Linked DNA regions of Homo sapiens: region 2 is linked to region 1. A link is a contact called in ENCODE Hi-C data. All regions are on one chromosome and are shown on one strand. The core of a region is the stretch at or near the end of the contact, and the rest is flanking DNA. Distances in the headings are between cores, read along the strand shown. Region 1 has its middle 20 kb from the start of SYCE1L. Region 2 holds the start of GAN (gigaxonin).

What was found. A loop is a pair of places that touch in the nucleus more often than their neighbours do. Pooled maps may share reads with other maps.
Region 2: a loop to region 1 is called in a map of CD4-positive, alpha-beta T cell, with 6 times the contacts of the local background. The contact joins the promoter of GAN here to the enhancer-like site in region 1. A Hi-C loop is called at or near these places in 2 of 168 maps with a recorded cell type or tissue (CD4-positive, alpha-beta T cell and CD8-positive, alpha-beta T cell) and 3 of 50 pooled maps.

Annotation. Positions count from the first base shown.
Region 1 is chr16:77,218,148-77,220,973 of GRCh38, forward strand. It overlaps the pseudogene VN2R10P. Among named protein-coding and RNA genes, the nearest start is that of SYCE1L, 20 kb to the left of the region's middle. RefSeq lists an enhancer at 2,329-2,438. Within about 2 kb of position 1,429, at least 2 of the 41 ENCODE cell types and tissues checked have a DNase peak (open chromatin) inside an H3K27ac peak, as active enhancers do.
Region 2 is chr16:81,313,653-81,316,601 of GRCh38, forward strand. GAN (gigaxonin) reads left to right here and starts at 1,310. Exons shown (of 11, transcript NM_022041.4): 1 at 1,310-1,628. The coding sequence starts at 1,462. RefSeq lists an enhancer at 1,147-1,346 and silencers at 1,357-1,696, 1,837-1,896, 1,917-2,186.

The DNA of each region.
Region 1 (2,826 bases), core at 179-2,678:
TGACTGGGCGCAGTGGCTCACAGCTGTAATCCCAGCACTTTGGTGGGCAGAGGCAGGCAGACTATGAGGTCAGGAAATCAAGACCATCCTGACTAACATGGTGAAACCCTGTCTCTACTAAAAATACAAAAAATTAGCTGGATGTGGTGGCACAAGCCTGTAGTCCCAGCTACTAGGGAGGCTGAGGCAGGAGAATCACTTGAACCCAGGAGGCGGAGGTTGCAGTGAGCAGAGATCACGCCACTGCACTCTAGCCTTGTGGCAGTGTGAGACTCTGTTTCAAAAAAAATTAAACAGCAGCAACAACAACAAAAAACCCCTATTATTATTTGATATTTGTATTGAATGAAATATATACATTAACATGCAGGAAATTAGTATCATTATATTGAGCCTTCTAAAGGAGAAAAGAGTCTGTTTTATCTGTTTAGTTTTTTTTTTTTTTTTTTTTGAGATAGCGTTTCACTCTTGTTGCCTAGGCTGGAGCGCAATGGTGTGATCTCAGTTGACCACAACCTCCGCCTCCCGGGTTCAAGCAATTCTCCTGCCTCAGCCTCCTGGGTAGCTGGGATTACAGGCATGCATCACCATGCCCAGCTAATTTTGTATTTTTAGAAGAGATAGGGTTTCTCCATGTTAGTCGGGCTGTTCTCCAACTCCCGACCTCAGGTGATCCGCCTGCCTTGGCCTCCCAAAGTGCGGGGATTACAGGCGTTAGTCACCGCACCTGGCCTAATTTTTATTTTATGTGTTCTTCTCCTCTGTATATCTCTTTGAATTCTATTTTACCTGATAATAATGTTGCTACAGTAATTTTTTTTTTTTGAGACTGAGTCTCACTCTGTTGCCCAGGTTGGAGTGCAGTGGCACTATCTCGGCTCACTGCAACCTCTGCCTCCTGGGTTCAAGCAATTCTCCTGCCTCAGCCTCCCGAATTGCTGGGATTACAGGCACCTGCCACCATGCCCAGCTAATTTTTTGTATTTTTAGTAGAGATGGGGTTTCACCATGTTGGCCAGGCTGGTCTTGAACTCCTGACCTCAGGTGATCCACCCACCTCAGCCTCCCAAAGTGCTGGAATTACAGGCGTGAGCCACCACGCCCGGACAATAAATGTATTTTTAGGAATATTTTTCTTCGTATGTTTCTTTACTTGACTGTCTATTTAGGTATCTAATTTTTCAGGGTTTGTTTAATAAAACTATACTGTCATTGATAATTCATAGCCTAATGAGGAAGGCAACCCAGGACAAAGGGTTCAAAGACACAGGTACATACTAGAGTGTGGGGAGGCATGCAGGCACATCCTAATGCAGGTAATGTTGACTACGTTGTTAAAGGCAAGTAGGAATTAGTCAAGCAAAGAAGAGAGCAAAAGAAACTCCCTGTTGAAGAAGGTCATGGCAAAGCGAGAAGGCATGAGCACTGTGAGTATGATACATAAATCTCTACATCAGAATCTTTTGATCCAGTGTTTAGTTTATGACAAAAGATAAGGCCAGAAACCTATGTACAAACAAGATGATTAAGACCTTTCCTGCCACATCAAGCTGATGGAATTCTACCTCGAAATGTGGAAGGGATACACTAAGAAATATTTAGCTATTAGAACCTGAGGGCCTCTTTGATACCTGTTAAAAGTTGAACAGGTCCCCATTCTTAATAAGGCATCTGGTTCAGTGTAAATTCTTAGAAAATAATTGTCATTTGTGTAAATAATCCAGGAGAAGGCAGAGGTCAGGAAATGTTTTTCTTAGCGGGCCAAATAGTAAATATTTTAGACTTTGCAAGCCAAGAGGTGAAATTGAAAGTATGTAAATACTTGTATAACCATTTAAAATGCAACCATCTAAAAGTATTAAAACATTCATAGATTATAAGCCCTATAAAATTACTAATGGCTAGATTTGACCTGTAGGCTATAGTTTGTGGACTCTTGGCCTAGAGAATGGATATTTAAATTTTTAAGGGAGTATAATGCTTTCATTATGAAAGAAAATGGAAAATAATTCGTTGGCATGTGGAGAAATGAACAATGAGAGAAAATGTTATTTTGGGAAATAAAACCAAGGAGAGAATTGGCATGTTAGTTTGAAATTATTGCTTCTGTAACATGCTAAAAAGCATGACATTTGAGTATAGCACTGAGATGGACAAGGTGCCCTACAAGGCCAAAAATGACTTTTTTGTTTCTGGGAATCAGTAAGGATTTATGAATCTTGAACAAAAAACCATTGCTTTGTTTTTCAGATACTATTCAGTATAAGAAGTGTCCAGATGATCAATATCAGAATAGTCAGAGAATTTACTGTCTTCCAAAGGATGTGAACTTCTTGGCTTTTGAAGGCCCTTTGGGGATGTCTCTGGCCTGCACAGCCCTGCCTCTCTGTCCTTACTGCAGTGGTCCTTGGGGTATTTGTGAAGCAGCAGGAAATCCCCTCGGTTAAAGCCAGTACATGGGCTTTCAGCTGCACCCTGCTGAAAGTCTGGCCTCCGTCACACTGTGCTTCCTCTGCTCTGCCCTATGCATTGGCCACCCCCACACAGCTACGTGGTGACTCCAACAAATAGCATTTGGAGTTGTGTTTACTATGGCTATTTCTATCATTCTGACCAAAACCATCACTGTAGTTCTGGCTCTGAAGGCCAGAATGCCAGGGAGAATAAGATGGTGATTGGTATCAGGATCTCCTAATTTTGCCCTTTTTATATTCTCCCTAATCCAAGTGGAATCTGTCTCCTGATCTGTCAGCTCGGGCTGAGAAACTTTCCTCCCTTCATTGACACAGACACACTCTCTAAGCTTGGATCTGTAGTTCTCACACG
Region 2 (2,949 bases), core at 60-2,559, 4.1 Mb after region 1:
ATCTATTCTGCCCTGAAAACAGTTAGATACTCGGATTCCTGCCAGTGACTCCAAAGCCTTGGCTGGTTCAGGGTAAATACCCAAGACTTTATTGGAGCCTTTCAGTTGGTTGAAGGACAGTGAAAATTCCATCCTGTCTTGCCTGGAATGCTAGCCACATTCTTCTGGTCCGGAGTCCTCATACAATTGCTAATTTTTTAGAGGCTTATGGAGTCCCTAACGTTTGCACAAAATGGTTGCTACATTCCACACTCCCATGTGCCCTGAGCAACCTCCAGGGAAACTTCAGATACCGTGGGGCTTGGCCTGCCAGCTGAGCTGACCCAGCGATCCTTTCTATCACAGCTTTGATCTTCACTGGGTTGGGAGCCTGTCTGAATCTAAACATCTGCCTCTCTACTGCCCACCCCTTCAGCATTTCCTAGCTCTCCCTGAAAGGTGCAAACATGCATGCAGTTACTCAAACAGAATATTTATCCTTAACTCCCTCTCCCTCACAATTTCTTTTAAAACAATCCACTATTGTCTACCCCCGCCCCCGCATCACCCTTTCATCCAGGTGCCCATTCCCTTCTCTCTAGTCCTGCAATACCTAAGCATCGATCTGCCTTTAGCACATCCATCCCCGCCTTATTCTCCACGCAGGAGCTGAGTGACCTGCACAAAATCCCCTGCTAAATACGGTACTTCCATGGTTCTTCACCACTGCAGAAACCAAACTCCTTCCCACACCAAGGAGGCCCTGCAAAATTTAAGGCCTCCTTCGGACTTCTCCAGCTTCATCTGCTACATCTCCTTCCTAGCCCGCAACCAAAACCATCTTTTCCGGGTCTGTTTTCTCGGGTTTTTGTCCTCTCACCTGGGCAGCTCCTTTTCTCTCATAAATAAAGAAAGCTACAGCGACTTCGCCCTTGCTTCCATGCATCATCTCATGAGTCCACAACAACACTAAGAATTCGCTTTCATTTTGCAGACGGAGAAACTGAGGATGGGCACCTTACCCATGGCCACAGAGCTAGTAAGTGGAACAGCTGCAACCAGGATTCAAACTCGCGGCTCCAGAGGCCACAGGCTTAACCACGGAATCCTAGCCCGCCCGCACATCCCTCCATCGCGGGAGCGACCTATCTCATCCGTAGACACCTTCCGCTGCACCCAGCCGCAGCTGGTCAGGCGGGCGGAGGAAGGAGGCTTCTGATTGGCCATCTCCAGCAGCGGAGGCGAGAAGGCGGGGAGCGACGGTGCGGGGGCGTCGCGGAGAAATGACTTCATGACGCGGCTTCTTAAAGGCGCCGGCCCAGCGCGCCGCGGATAGCACAGGCACGTCCCGGGGGCTCCAGCTTCTGCTCAGAGCGCGGAGAGCCGGGCCGGGCGGGCGCGCGCGCAGGACTCGGGCCGCTCGAGGGGTCCGGCCGGACGGTGTCGGGAGCCGGACCCGTCGGCAGAGGAGCGGGCGCCGCGATGGCTGAGGGCAGTGCCGTGTCTGACCCTCAGCACGCCGCGCGTCTGCTGCGAGCGCTCAGCTCTTTCCGCGAGGAGTCTCGCTTCTGCGACGCGCACCTGGTCCTCGACGGGGAGGAGATCCCGGTGCAGAAGAACATCCTGGCGGCGGCCAGCCCGTACATCAGGTGGGGAGGGGGCTACGGCGGGCGGGCGCGGCGGTGCTGCCCGGAGCCGGAGGCGGGGCGGCCGGGCCGGGCGTGGCCCCCAGACCCTGTCCCCTGTCCCCGGCGCCGGGGTCCCCGCGTCACCGTTGGCGCGGCGTCCCTCCCGGCAAGCGCCGGAACCCGGCCCCGCTGACCGCGTCCCCCAGGCGGCCTCTGTGGCTTCCAGGCCCGCGCTCCCCACTGGACCCCCGCGCCCCTTGGAGTTGTCCCCGGACCCGGGCCGCGATCCCCCGCCTTGTCCCTCCCGGTTCCCACCGCCGCGGCGAGCGCCCGACCTCGGAGACCCTGAGGCCCCCAGACGCCGTCCTGGGCCGGCCGGGACCCGCACCTGCGGGCTGGGCGAGGCCGCGCCGGGGAAGAGTCACCCCCTCGCCCAGGCCGGGCCCGCGGTCCCCGCTGAAGTTCGCCAGTCGCTCGCCTCTGAATCCACGCGCGGGGGCTGGGCCGGCGCCGCCAACCAGGCGGGGAGCGCCCTGCCCGCTGGGAGGCCAGACAGACAGCGCCTCGCTGGGTGCAGGCAGAGAAAACCCTCTCGATGTTCTCCTTGGGTTGGTAGTCCGAACCTCCGGGCGAAATTCTCCTTGCCAAACGTGTCTTTTCCGCTCCATTCTGGTAACTGTTTAAAAGAGGAGTTACACGTTGAAGTAAACTGTAGCGAATTCTCAGGATGCTGTTACAACCCGAGGACCGTGAGAGCCTTGCGACAAAGGGCATTTTAATACTTTAGTAAAGCAAAGCTTAACCTGATTTGCCAACTCAACTAACCAGGTTAATTAAAAGGTTGATAAGACAGTGCTTATACAAGTGTATCAGATCTTGCAGGAGACTATCTTTTCTTTTAGCAACCTTCTTGCAAACTAGGTTGCTGTTTTAATAAAAGGAAAGGGGGGAATGCTAAAAACTGGAGAAACTGACCAGTAAGCTGGTTAAATATAAGCTAGTGGTAGAGAATATCACTACAATTGACAGGTCAGAAAAAGCAAAATGATGTGTATTCTTAGCGCTTTGTCCCAGCAAAACCACCACGCACGCTACACTTTTAACCTTTGCATTGGGGAGATATCTGTGCTAAACTTAGAAGAAATTCAAGTGCCCTTGTAACTTCTGGTTTCTCTTGGATTTGTTTTGTGAATCCATTTGCGCTCTTTGGCGGTGGGGAGTGTGGAGGGGTGGGGGGGCGGGGCGGCAGTAGGGTCTGGGGTAGCATCGTTAGTACAGAATTTGGATTGCTAATGTGACAGACAGCTTCTAGCTGGCAGTTCCGAGGTTTGAGCAACCCATC